Linked DNA regions of Homo sapiens: region 2 is linked to region 1. Evidence: chromatin contacts called from ENCODE Hi-C data. All regions are on one chromosome and are shown on one strand. Each heading gives the region's core, a stretch centred on a gene start or an enhancer-like site at or near the end of the contact. The rest is flanking DNA. Distances are from core to core; before and after follow the strand shown. Region 1 overlaps LOC128966623 (a long non-coding RNA gene). Region 2 holds the start of MGAT1 (alpha-1,3-mannosyl-glycoprotein 2-beta-N-acetylglucosaminyltransferase).

Region 1 (6,551 bases), core at 2,082-4,581:
CCATTGAACAGCAACTCCCCACTTCCTCCTCCCCTCAGCCCCTGGAAACTACCATTGTACTCTCTGCTTCTGTGAGTTTGACTATTTTATTTTAATTAATTCATTAATTTTTTTAGACAGAGTCTCGTTTCGTCACCCAGGCTGGACATGATCTCGGCTCACTGCAACCTCCACCTCCCAGGTTTAAGTGATTCTCCTGCCTCAGCCTCCTGAGTAGCTGGGATTACAGGTGCCTGCCGCCATGCCCAGCTAATTTTTACAATATTTTTAGTAGAGACGGGGTTTCACCATGTGGCCAGGCTGGTTTCGAACTTCTGACATCAAGTAATCTGCCCACCTCGGCCTCCCAAAGTGATGGGATTACAGGCATGAGCCACCACACCCAGCTGGTTTCCTTTTTTTCTTTTTTCTTTTTCTTTTTTGAGAGGGAGTCTCACTCTGTCCCCCAGGTTGGAGTGTAGTGGAATGATCTCAGCTCACTGCAACCTCCGCCTCCCAGGTTCAAGTGATTCTCCTGCCTTGCCTCCTGAATAGCTGAGATTACAGGCATGCACCACCACGCCCAGCTAATTTTTGTATTTTTCGTAGCGAGAGAGTGGGTTTCACTATGTTGGCCAGGCTGATGTCAAACTTCTGACCTTGAGTGATCCACCTGCCTCTTCCTCCCAAAGTGCTGGGATTAGAGGCCTGAGCCACCGCGCCCAGCCGGCGGTTTCTTTCTAGGTAGACGGTGATATCATCTTCGAATTATGACAATTTTCTCTCATCTTCCAATCCTTACATCTTTTCTTTCTTTTTCTTTCCTTAGGGCATTGACCAGGAGAATGCAGTTCTGTGTTAAACCACAGGGGATTACTGAGTATTTTTGTGTTAATTAATCCTGACTTAAAGGATTAATTAATTAAGGATCTTTGCAATTTTCTTCCTCAAGTAAAATTTTGATGTAAGCTTTTGGTATATGAAATTTACTAGTTGAGAAAGTTTCTTCCAGTCTTAATTAGTTAAGAGGGAAAAAATCATAAGTAGGCTTTAAATCTTATCAAATTTCTTTCTGAATAGACTGAGATAATTATATGTTTTTTTTCTTTTTACTGTGGTAGCTCATGTTAATAGATTTTTTGATGTTGAAAAATTCTTCCCAGGACTCCGGGAGTCTGAAGCAGGAGGATCGCTTGAGCTCAGGAGTTTGAGACCAGCCTGGGCAACATAGTGAGACCTCATCCCTATTTAAAAAAAAAAAAAAATATATATATATATATATGTGTGTATATATACATATACACACACATGTATACCTATATAGACACACATATATACATATATATACACACATACTATAAAAAAGAAAAATTCTTATATTCCTAAGCTAAGTTTTACTTGATTTTATATGCAGTTGGCCCCTCGTATCCTGGGGTTTTACATCTGTGGTTTCAATCAACCGTGGATCAAAAGTATTTGAAAAACAAAAGCAATAAAAAAAAAACAAGAAAAAATAATATAAATAAAAAAATCAATACAACAACTTTTTTTTTGAGACAGTCTTGCTTTGTTGCCTAGGCTTGAGTGCAGTGGTACCATCACAGCTCACTGCAGCCACAACTTCCTGAGCTCAAGTGAGCCTCCCACTTCAGCCTCCTGAGTAGCTGGGACCACAGGCTGGTCTCGAACTCCTGGGCTCAAGTAATCCTCCTGCCTCAGCCTCCCAAAGTGTTGGGATTACAGGAGTGAGCCACCATGCTTGGCCCCAACAGCTATTTACATAGCATTTACATTGTATTAACTAGTAGTGTAAATAATTTAGAGGTGATTGGGCCGGGCATGGTGGTTCACGCCTGTAACCCCAGCACTTCGGGAGGCCGAGACGGGCAGATCACGAGGTCAGGAGATCGAGACCATCCTGGCTAACACAGTGAAACCCCGTCTCCACTAAAAATACAAAAAATTAGCTGGGTGTGGTTACAGGCGCCTGTAGTCCCAGCTACTCGGGAGGCTGAGGCAGGAGAATGGCGTGAAGCCGGGAGGCAGAGCTTGCAGTGAGCCGAGATCACACCACTGCACTCCAGCCTGGGCGACAGAGCAAGACTCCATCTCAAAAATAAAATAAAATAAAATAAAATTTAGAGGTGATTTAAATTATACCTCTAAATAATTAACCTGGGACAGAGGATGTGCATAGGTTATAGGTTATACGCAAATACAGATGCTCCTTGACTTATGATGGGGTTACAACCAAATACATCCATCGTATAGATTGACCATATGGCGAGTTGAATTTACAATGGGTTTATCCAGATGTAACCCTATTGTAAGATGAGAAGCGTTCTGAATGCCCATTGCTTTTGCACCATTGGCAAGTCAAATCCCAATTGAAGCCATCATAAATTGGGGACTGACAGTACAATGCTACTTTATATAAGGGACTTGAGCATTGTGGATTTTGGGGGGAGGGTCCTGGAACGAATCCCCTGTGGATACAGAGGGACTGCTGTATATATACATCTACAGGGCAAGATAGTTTATTTTTAAAAATTATACCATGTCGATTGTGATGACTGGCATATAGATTATGATGGTTTTTCTCTGATGTTGTATACTGAAATGTTTTCATAGGACCAAGAATGTTAGAAAAATAAAGATCTTAAATACAATATGATAAATTTATATATATACTATTTGATTCTGTTAGCTATATTTTGTTTTATATCAGTGATCATAAGTAAAAAATGGTTTTATAATTTTATTTTTATGTTAACCTTATCTGATTTGAGAATTAAAAATTCTAGTTTCATAAAATGAACTGGATAATTTTTATACTTTTTCTATTTTCTTGTACAGCACACTGTCCAGTAGAAATATAATGCAAGAACACATGTGACTTAATGTTTGTAGTAGCCACTTAGAAAAGTAAAAAGAAATATGTGCAATGAGTTTTAATAATATATTTAATTCAATACGTCCAAAGTAGTGTCATTTGAACATGTTATCAACATAAACATGAATGAAATATTTCACCTTCTATTTTTGTACTAAGTTTTCGAAATCTGTTCTTTTATATTGATAGCACTTCTTAATTCAGACACGAAATTTTCATAAGAAGTACATGATTTGTATTTAGGTTTCATAAAATTTACAATTCAAAAAGTAGATTCACATACGCGAATCGTTTCAAACATACCTCTGGGCCCAGCGCCTCGCCCTGTCCTCGCCGGGTGAAGTCGGCCCTGACTGCAGCCTGCGAAGCACCCGCCCATTGTCCCCGGAGAGGGCGCCCTGGACGCAAGCGCAGAGCCCCGGGAGGCGCGGGAAGCCGGAGGAGGGCGATGGGGGCGAGGCAGGAAGAGTACGTGGGGCCGAGGGGGGCGAGCGCTGGGCCGCCCGCAGCCGGAGAGTGTCGCCCCTCCTGAAGGCCCTGGGCAGGTGAAATGAGGACCAGCGCTGACAAAGGGCAGGATGCAGAAGACTCCTGACTTTGGATCTCAGATCACCCTCGGAAGCTCCGATTCGGATCCGCGTCCACAGACCCGGCGACCTCAGACAGACCGGGCGTCCGGGGAAGAGGCGGCGGCAGTGAGCACCGCAGTGAGGAAACCAGGCTCCGGCGATCCCCAGGCCTTACGCCCGACCCCAGGGCATTTGGGAGCAGGTCTGCGTCCGGGACCAGCACACTCTGGACGGGAGCTCTGCCTTTCTGGGGTCCTCCAGCTGAAGGATGTGAGTTGCAAGAAACCCATTCTGTAGACCTCGAAATCAGCGGGGAGCCCCAGGCACTTGTGGGGGGACTTTGATGTGGCTCCCACGCATCCACCCGGCACCGCGTGGATTGCCAGGGGCAGGACGAGCTTGAGTGGACGCTGGGTTCGCTGAGCCCCCCAGAGGCTCCTCGCCCTGGGTCACCTGTGCCGCCTTGGACCACCCAGAGAAACCTTTCCTCCCACCAGGTGAGCCGCAGGCCAGGCGCCAGGCCTGAGTGTGCCCGGGACGGGGATTTCTCTGTGAACGGCCCATCATCCCATAATATCCACGTTGTCTTAGCCTCATGTTCTGAAGAAACACGAATTTCATACACAAGCGTGGATTTTTGCATGTTTTAAATTGTAAATGCGACTAACTCCAAGGAAGTTGGAACTTGAAGCAGGCTCAAAGCAAACTTAGTCGCGTCATCCGCCACCATCCTCCAGGGTAAACCGAGGAGCACAGTTAATTGGTTTTCCACGGGTATTTGCCACTTGTCAGATGGGCTGTTATGGACGTAACCACGTAATTCCTGGAACCCAGTGAGAGTCAGCTTCCTTTACGGGCGTCTGACAAGATGTGCTCAAACACCTTGAAGATCTTTATGGAAACAACTTTTGGCTCTTTATCAAGATGTCATTCAGGGCTCTGAACAGTCGAATACGTTGTGGATGGGTTTGCTGTAGTTATACAGTGTGCATTTGATACTTGTCAATAGCGCTAGTAATGTTATTGCAAAAATAAAACCTTCTTTAAAAAAGAGGCCGGGCGCGGTGGCTCACGCCTGTAATCCCAGCACTTTGGGGAGGCTCAGGCAGGTGGATCACGAGGTCAGGAGATGGAGACCATCCTGGCTAACATGGCGAAACCCCGTCTCTAGTAAAAATACAAAAAATTAGCCGGGTGTGGTGGCGGGCGCCTGTAGTCCCAGCTACTCGGGAGGCTGAGGCAGGAGAATGGCGTGAACCTGAGAAGCGGAGCTTGCAGTGAGCCGAGATGGCACCACTGCACTCCAGCCTGGGCGACAGAGCGAGACTCTGTCTCAAAAAAAAAAAAAAAAGAGAAAAAAGAAAGAAAGAAAAGTGGCCCGGCACAATGGCTCACGCCTGTAATCCCAGCACTTTGGGAGGCCGAGGCTGGCGGATCGCGAGGTCAGGAGTTCGAGACCAGGCTGGCCAGCATGGTGAAACCCTGTCTCTACTAAAAATACAAAAATTAGCCGGGCATGGTGGCCCGCGCCCAGGCAGGCTGTTCTGGGAGAGAAAACTTGGCTCTCCAATGCGGTGTGGCCATTTGGCTATGACATCACACTGCATAGTTTAATGAGTGAAATCAGACCTCTTCTTGTTATTGGAGATGACTGGAGGATTTTTTTTTTATTTTCCTGAATGTAAGTAGGTAAGCCATGAAGATCCCAGATTTCATTCAGGGACTCAGAACCAGCAGCAAGGAGCAGGCTGCGTGGAGAAAACAGAGTTGGCTCTGGAGTACCCCATGAGTCCAGCTTGTTCAAAGTAAAAGTGGCAATGGCTTTGGGATCACAAAACAGCCCTTGAACATCAAAGTCAATTAGTAGAAACCCCTAAATATCATGGGGCAAAAAATATTTCAAATTTACTTAAATATTCGGTTTATCAGATGGGACTCACTTTTTTTTTCTTTTTTTTTTTTAAACAGATTCTCACTCTGTTGCCCAGGCTGGAGTGCAGTGGCGCCATCTTGGCTCACTGCACCCTCTGCCTCCCGGTTCAAGCAATTTTCCTGTCTCAGCCTCCTGAGTAGCTGGGACTACAGGCACGAGCCACCACGCCCGGCTATTTCTTATATTTTTAGTAGAAATGGAGTTTCACCATGTTGGCCAGGCTGGTCTCAAACTCCTGACCTCAAGTGATCTGCCAGCCTGGACCTCCCGAAGTGCTGGGATTGCAGGCGTGAGCCACGGTGCCCTGCCGGGACTCAATTTTTAACACCTATTTTTAACACTAGCTTTTGTGCTAGTAAATTAAATTAATTCTTTTAAAAAAACCCAATTGTGTGTACTTTAACAAGTAAAACTAAGTTGGTTATAATGTGACAAAAATACAAGCAATAATAATAGCAAAATTATCCAATAGGAACCATGCAGAGAGTTTTATATTATAACTCATGTCCCCTTTCCTGCAATGTTATTAACTTCTATCCCCATTTTCCACATCAAGGAAATTAAGTTTGGAGACACAGAGTGACTTACCTAAGTCACAGGTCTGGTAGGTGGAGAGTTTCTCTCACTCCAGGGACCACAATCTACAAAATAAACTTGCATATTCTACAAAATATTTGTTACCATTGGAAGTAGGTAGGCAGAGTGTTACTAGCATCAAATTATGGCAGGAATAAAAAGAAAGGGTGGTGGGCTGGTCTTGCTTCTGCAGTTTAAGGGGGATCCCTGCGCCGAGATGTCTGGCTAAGTGGTCGTTGTAACAAGTGGCAGAGATGGTGAAAACATCAGGGAGCAGGTGGTGGCTGTTCCAGTTTCTTATCTCAGGAGGGAAGAGCTGCAGATGTCTTTACTGTGAATGAGGGAGAGAAACGCTAAAGCACAGAAATGTTCAGAACCAAAGAGCTGGATCACTCATGCTTCTAGAAAAGACATTGGCATCTTCTCATTGCTCATCTACTGTGCCTGGCACAGCCTTATTTTCTAGCTTTCTGAATGTGAGTTCCATCCATATCCTTTGCATAACGGTGGTACTGGGCTGTGGAGAGCTTGGAATGTGTGTCCATGGGGAAATGGGCTGTTCTGGTTATTATAAAACGGCCAAGGGAGGGCTCCATGGCAC
Region 2 (6,551 bases), core at 1,781-4,280, 1.3 Mb before region 1:
GGAGAGGGGCAAGCAGAGATATTAGGAGGCAGGGAGAAGGGAAACAAAACACTGATTTAAAAAATTTGCTTTTACTTTTTTTTTTTGAGATGGAATCTCACTCTGTCACCCAGGCTGGAGTGCAGTGGCATGGTCTCTGCTCACTGCAACCTCCGCTTCCCAGGTTCAAGCAATTCTCCTGCCTCAGCCTCCCGAGTAGCTGGGACTACAGGTGCATGCCACCACACTTGGCTAATTTTTGTATTTTTAGTAGAGACGATGTTTCACTATGTTGGCCAGGCTGGTCTCAAACTCCTGACCTCGTGATCCGCCTGCGTTGGTCTCCTAAAGTGCTGGGATTACAGGCGTGAGCCACTGCGCCCAGCCTGCTTTTACTTTTACTGATGTTTTCAAGCCAACATATGTTTTAATTTAAGGGCATGAATTCTTTCCAAATTGTAAAAAGTGTCAGGGATCTTGGGCATGGTTTATGGGAGGGCAGTTTCCTGGAACAGTTTTCACTTCCTTTTCATCTTTTCAGTTCTCTTTTGTCAGTGGTGGAGTGGGCAGGGGAGAGTATTGTTCCTCTGCCTAATCTTGTGACTGTTTATCCTCCTGGATAATCTGGTCTAATCTTGTGACTGTTTATCCTCCTGTTTTTTCCTTTTGCACATAATCCAATCCCAGGCCCACCCCCAGAATCCTGGCCCCTTGTTTCTATCCTTCTTACTCCAGTCACTGCTCCCCATGTAACCTCTATCAAGAGCTCAGAGCCTCTTTTCCCCAGGTCAGTTTGGCACTCATTTACCCTGGTTTCTTGCCTCTCAGACCAAGTGCTTGCTTTTGCCTCCATGAAGCCCATTCTGATTCCCTAACCAGGCCCTTTCTTTTTGGGATGGTCTCTTGCAGTCCGGGAATTTCTCCTTTTGGATCTTCCTGTGAGCCTTGGGATTTCAGCCAAGGGTGGTAGAGATGGGGTGTGCGTTACAGTGCACGAACAGCCGCCATCCTGTTTCCCCTTCACCTGCCTTAGATGGAGAAGTATCAGGGTCAGTGGTGGGAATCTGATCTTCCCCCACCTTTCAGCACCCCCTGATGTCTGTCCTTTCTCCTGGAAGGTGATTTTGGCTCCTCATGTCTTGGATCTACAAACCAGTGTTTCCCAGCCTTTTCACTTTTAGGAAACACAATTGTTTTTTCCTTTACGCCTTGACACCTAGTGTGAGTGTGCAGAGCCCCCAGGCCCCTGACTCCTCCATTAGGCAAACATAGGGCAGAGGTGACAGACACTGGCCTCTGACTGGCATATCCGCCTGGGTTCGAGGCTCCTGCCACAGTGCGCGCAGTCAGCTAAAGTGGAAGCCACGGGCTTCCCGCACATCGCACACTGCACACGGCGGCCTCGGTGGGCCTGCCCTTCTCCCACTCCACCTCCAGGTCTGGGCTCTGGCCACTTAAGCGGAGGCTTCACGGCAGCGCCTGAGAGGAGACAGAGCCCTCTCAAAGCACTGGCGCTGGAGGATGTGTGCGGGGGTGTTGGGGGGCGCACAGGAGTGCCCGGTCTAAAACCTGGCTATGCTCCCCACCAGGTCTGGTGGCTTGCAGCACGTTTGCACTTACCCTGAGCCTCAAACTAGTTATCTGTAGAATGGGGATGATAACGCTCACTCCGCAGAGCTGCTGAGGCTTGAAGGACAGGCCGAGGGAGGGTTTGGCCCGTGAGGCCCCTCACCATGCCTGGTGACCCCTTAGCAGTTTTGATTTAGGTCCTCGCCTCCACGCAGGGGCCTGCGGGTGCGCGCGGCCCTTTGTTTCTCTAGAACCCTGCACGATTCGTGGTTTCATGTAGAAACAAGTTAGTGAGCAGTCAGTCAGTAACCACAGGCCGCAGAGTTCCGGGCTGCTCCGTGCTCTGGAACACGGGGGAGGGGTTGATGTCAGGGGCGTGGGTCCTGATCACATGGCAGCAGCCCTTCTTGGGGAAGTCAGCTACCCAGCAGCCTGTAGTCCTCGGCTACCCACCCTCACCGCCTGGGGTCCCATGGTGAGACAGCTGGGTGGGCATCAGGCTTCTGCAGAGGGCCAGGCCGGAGGGAGCTGGGCGAGGGAGTGGGGCTGGCTCCTGGCTTGCACCGGCCTCGTGGAATCCAGGCCTCAGACCTGATCGCTGGCGAAACTGGCTCTGTGCGCTGGAGCCCCTGGTCTTCTGCGTCTGTCCTCCTCCCGGCCAGACTTTACTCCTGGCTCAGCGACAGGTATTTGCTATGGAAGAGCTGTCCCTCCCTCCCCTCGGTGGGCCTGGGTCCACCTCCACCTCCTCTTCAGGTCCGCACCTTCCTCCCCTTTAAAACACCAGCCGGGCGCAGACCCGTTCTAGGCTTTTCCATGGTGCTTCCGCCAAAGCTTGTGACCGAGTCCTTCCCGCCTAGGGCTGGTGGGCCTCCCCTGCTGGTAGGTCTCTCTTCGCTTTCTTTACTCAGAACTGAAGCTCTCATTCCCCACCCACCAAGGAAAAACAAAAGGGAAGAAGCCACAGCTGGCCCCGGCTTGCTTTGGCACAGGTGTTTCCCCCCGGCCCCCCGTCGGGCACCCTGGTTCCTGTTCTGTCCCTGCCCCACGCGACCCTGGGGCTCCCACCCGGGCTCCTCAGCCTCCCCTGGGTTGGGGTGGGGGGACTGGCTCCCAGCCCTTGGCCTAGGGTTTGGTGAACGCCTTTCCTGGACTGCGGGCCCACTTCAGGCGCGGCTCCAGGCTGGGCAGCTGCGCTGGAGGGCCGAGGGCAGGGGTGGGGTCGGGCGTCCACCCTCAGGGTTGCGCCAGGGAGCCGGAAAGCCGACTCCCGAAGTTGGGGTCCTGGGAAAACTTGGGTCCTGGGTTGACTGAGAAGCGGCGGGGAAAGGAGGCGGGCCAGGAGGAGGGGGCCTGGCGGACGCCGGCCGGGGGGCGGGGCGCGGCGGGGCTGTCGGTCACGCCCCTCAGTCCGCCCCGCCCCGCCCCGCCTGCCGGGGAAGGGCCACGTTGCCCGCCCGGCCGTCCGGCCCCGGCGCGCCGCAGAAAGGGCTGGCGAGTCGAAAGGCGAGGCGGCCGCGGCAGCGCTTGGGACGCGCCTGGGCACCGGGCTCGCTCCCTGCGCCCCGGAGCAGGCCAAGTTCGGGGCCAGGACGTCGGGAGGACCTGGTGAGTAGGTGTCCGGGGACGGAGGTCAGACCGGGGGAGGCCTCGCGGGCGCCGAGAGGGAGCCCAAGGGACGTCGGGTCGCCCCAAAGCCCCGGTGCCCATGAGTGCTAGCGAGAGGGGGCTTGGCTGGGGAGCGGCCCGGTCCGACCCGGTGCCAGCTGCGCGTTAGTCCCTTCCCGAGCCGAGAGGTTGGAACTCCGCCTTCTGCTTTCGGAATCCCGGGCCTCCAGCTGTTAGAGGAAGGGCGGGCTCCGCGGACTGGGGAGGATGTTGTGAAACTCGGCCCCGGGCGTCCGTGCGTGCGGGGCAGGGAGGGGGTGGGATTGGGGAGTGGCCTTTCCCCCCTAACCTCACTCCAGCATCCTTTCCCCAAGTTAATAGAGGCTGATTCTCCTCAGCAGAAAGGAAATGTTGATTCAGTGTTGAAATATATATATAATAAGTTGGCAAGAAAACTTTTCTTCCTGTTTGCTAACGTGTGTGGAGTAGAGAGCCCCGGGACGTGCAGTGCCCGCGTCTGATAAACTCTGAAGTAGAGGGACTGTGGCTGGCCGGCTCCCTGAAGGCTGAAGCTTCACTTTGGTTAACCCTTGCTGCTGTAGTGGGTCTGCCGTTTTGTTTTAGAACATCACTGGCTGAGATGTTGCCCAGCTTTATTTTCAGTCATTTACGGTATTTTTTCAGGCCGTGTAGCCTTTGCTCTTACGTGCTCACATCATCCAGGATCTGCCTTCCATCAGCAATCACTGCGTCCTGGTCCTTCCCAATTCTGGGGACCATTGAGCTCACCCATTTCCCTGCTTCTGTGTCTCATTCTCACTGTTAGAAGCACTGCGGTATGCCTGACCTCAGTGGCCTGTGTTAACAAGGGAAACTCATTACTGTTCGGGGCAGTAGGGAAATTGTCACTGTCGTCAGTATCCAGGCAGTGGGACCTTGTGATGAACCAAATCAACCCTGTCACCTTATAGATGAGAGAACTAAGGTACAAGTGGGTCAAGTGACTTGTCCAAAGTTGCCTGGCTTGCTGGCTGGATCGCCTGAATCCCAGGCCTCATGCCTTTTGTGGCACTTGTATTTAGCTCTTCTTTTCCAGGATGAATAACCTGCATCCCTTCCCTCCTAGGTCTTATTCTCTCAACTCTTGAATTATTTAGTGTATCTTCTCTGACTACCTTTCTTTTTTTTCCGTCCTGAAATTATGGGCCTGGTACATGATACAGGAGTCCAGCCAAGGTCTAAGAACGAACATGAAAGCAGTTCAGTTAGAGTTCCATTACCTGTGACATGTCTATATTTTCTGGAATTTTTACGTAGTGCTTTTTAACTTTAAGCAAAGCAGAGATAGAAGGGAAAATCTGTTACCATTTCTTCCACTTCTGTACTTAATTTTACAGCTAAATATAACTTCTCGCTTATTGCTCATGATTGGAAGTTGACTATCTGGTGTTCACTTGCTATTTAAGAAACATTTTTTGCCAGATAAAGGAAATAGGCTGGAGAACACCATGGTATCAGAGTGTTAGAAAGGATCTCACAGCTCCTAGGCAGTCCTTCAAATGCTTCAGAAACTGAGTGAGCCCCATAGGGGCAGGTGGCGCCTACCCAGAGCCACCTCGGTTTTAGCTGAAGGGTTTTGTACTGAAAAGACTCACTTCTCATCTCCCACCATGGTGCAGATGTCTTTGTACCTGGTGGTGTGGATTGGCTGTGTCACCTCCCTAAAGGAGTTGTGAAAACTCTAGAAAGTCAAAGCCAGTTTTGAGTCTGTGCCTTGCATGCCAGTCTCATAAATGACATCATTAGGAACTCAGGTCAGGATTAAGGGCAGTTGTTCTATTTAAAAAGGAAGGTGTAGCAGATTGTATTTTCCCTCAAGGGCCTCACCCGTAAGTATCCCCTTCCACATGTAGTTATAGTTTGACATTGTCCACTTCCCACCTAGTGGTGGGGTTTATGATTCTCTCCCCTTGCATGTCAATAGGGACTTGTGGTTCCCTTGACCAGTGAGTAAGACAGACCTGATCCAAGGCTGAATCAGGAACAGGATACACTTTCACCTGGCTTGCCCGCTTTCTTGGAACACTCACCTTTGGAATGCAGCCACCACTTCCAGGACATTTCCAGGCCACATAGAGGGGTTCTAGTGAGCACTCCTGCTGATAAGGTCTCAGCTGCTGCCAACATCATCCTACAGACATGTGAGAGAATGTGAGAGCCTCTAGGGGCATCTGGCCCTCAGCTTTTGAGTCTTTCAGCAAGGCCTCAGGCATAGTGGAGCAGAGACACGTCATCTCCTCTGTGCTGCACTGTCCACATTTCTGACCAATAGAAACTGTGAGGAGTAAGTGATAACTATTGTTTTAAGCCACTAAATATCGAGGTAATTTATTATGCAGGAGTAGATACCTACTAAGGAAGGAGACATGAGTGGAGACAGGGCCTCAGTGTTTGGACTTGGAGCTGAGCACAGAGGGCAGGGAGGGCACTTGCCCTGCTTGTCAAGATTATCTAGAGTCTGTTTCTCTCATTGCTTCAGGTACTGATGGCTGCATAATGAGTCACCCCAGAACTTAGTGGCTTACAACAACAGAATCATTTTATTAACATCTCAGCTATGTGGTTCTTGCTTGTGGTCTTTCACGCCATTGCAGTCAGCTGGGGCTGGGATAATCTGGAGGGCTGTCTCCTGTGTCTAGCGGTTGATGCTGGCTGTCAGCTGGGACCTTAGCTGGGGTGGTCAGTTGGAATACCTATGGGGGTCCTGTCCATGTAGCAGTGTCCTGTCCATATAGCAGGGTCCTAGGAGTCAGCATCTTAAGAGGACCAGGTGGAAACTACTGCCTTTTATGAGTTAGTCTCACAAGTCACATAGCATCTCTTCCCAGAACCAAAGGGAGGGAACATAGACCCTCAGCTCTGGAGGCAGGAGTGTCTTTATCACTTGTAAGAAGAGCATATGGAATGGGATATGTGCGGTCATCTCTGGAAAATGTCACACTTCACTCTCTTGCTGCTGCGTTGGCCATCTTTCTCCCTGATTTCGGTAATAGTGCAAGCAGTCTTCCATCCAGCCACTTGAACCTCATACATGTGCCAAGCACTGTGGTGGGCACAGAGGTCATAGAGTCTTTTTTCCTAAGGAGGAAGGTGGGAGTCAGGTCAGCGTGGCCACAGATTCTGTTACAGCGTGGAGAGAGTGCTGTGGGAGTGTAGTCATAGGGAGGCCTGGCTCTGTCTGTGATGTTACAGAAGGAGTCACCTGAAGTGGCCTGAAAGGATGTGTGGGTGGCTGGCAGGTGGCGCTGTGGGTCAAATTCCAGGATGAGGGACCAGCTGGAGCAGAGACACAGCAGCGTCCAGGTATATGCTTACTGGGGAAAAAGCAGCCTGCT

What was found. Hi-C counts contacts between places; a loop is a spot of excess contacts on that map. Pooled maps may share reads with other maps.
Region 2: a loop to region 1 is called in a pooled map, with 2.3 times the contacts of the local background. The contact joins the promoter of MGAT1 here to the enhancer-like site in region 1. A Hi-C loop is called at or near these places in 4 of 37 single-sample maps with no recorded cell type and 4 of 50 pooled maps.

What each region holds. Positions count from the first base shown.
Region 1 is chr5:179,527,536-179,534,086 of GRCh38, reverse strand. The region is part of intron 4 of LOC128966623 (a long non-coding RNA gene); the gene reads right to left. Among named protein-coding and RNA genes, the nearest start is that of RUFY1, 20 kb to the left of the region's middle. RefSeq lists enhancers at 3,104-3,709, 3,710-4,316. Within about 2 kb of position 3,331, at least 13 of the 41 ENCODE cell types and tissues checked have a DNase peak (open chromatin) inside an H3K27ac peak, as active enhancers do.
Region 2 is chr5:180,799,285-180,805,835 of GRCh38, reverse strand. MGAT1 (alpha-1,3-mannosyl-glycoprotein 2-beta-N-acetylglucosaminyltransferase) reads left to right here and starts at 3,030. Exons shown (of 2, transcript NM_002406.4): 1 at 3,030-3,156. RefSeq lists enhancers at 891-1,596, 2,051-2,160, 2,304-3,010, 3,011-3,718 and silencers at 2,531-2,580, 2,591-2,670, 2,841-3,200.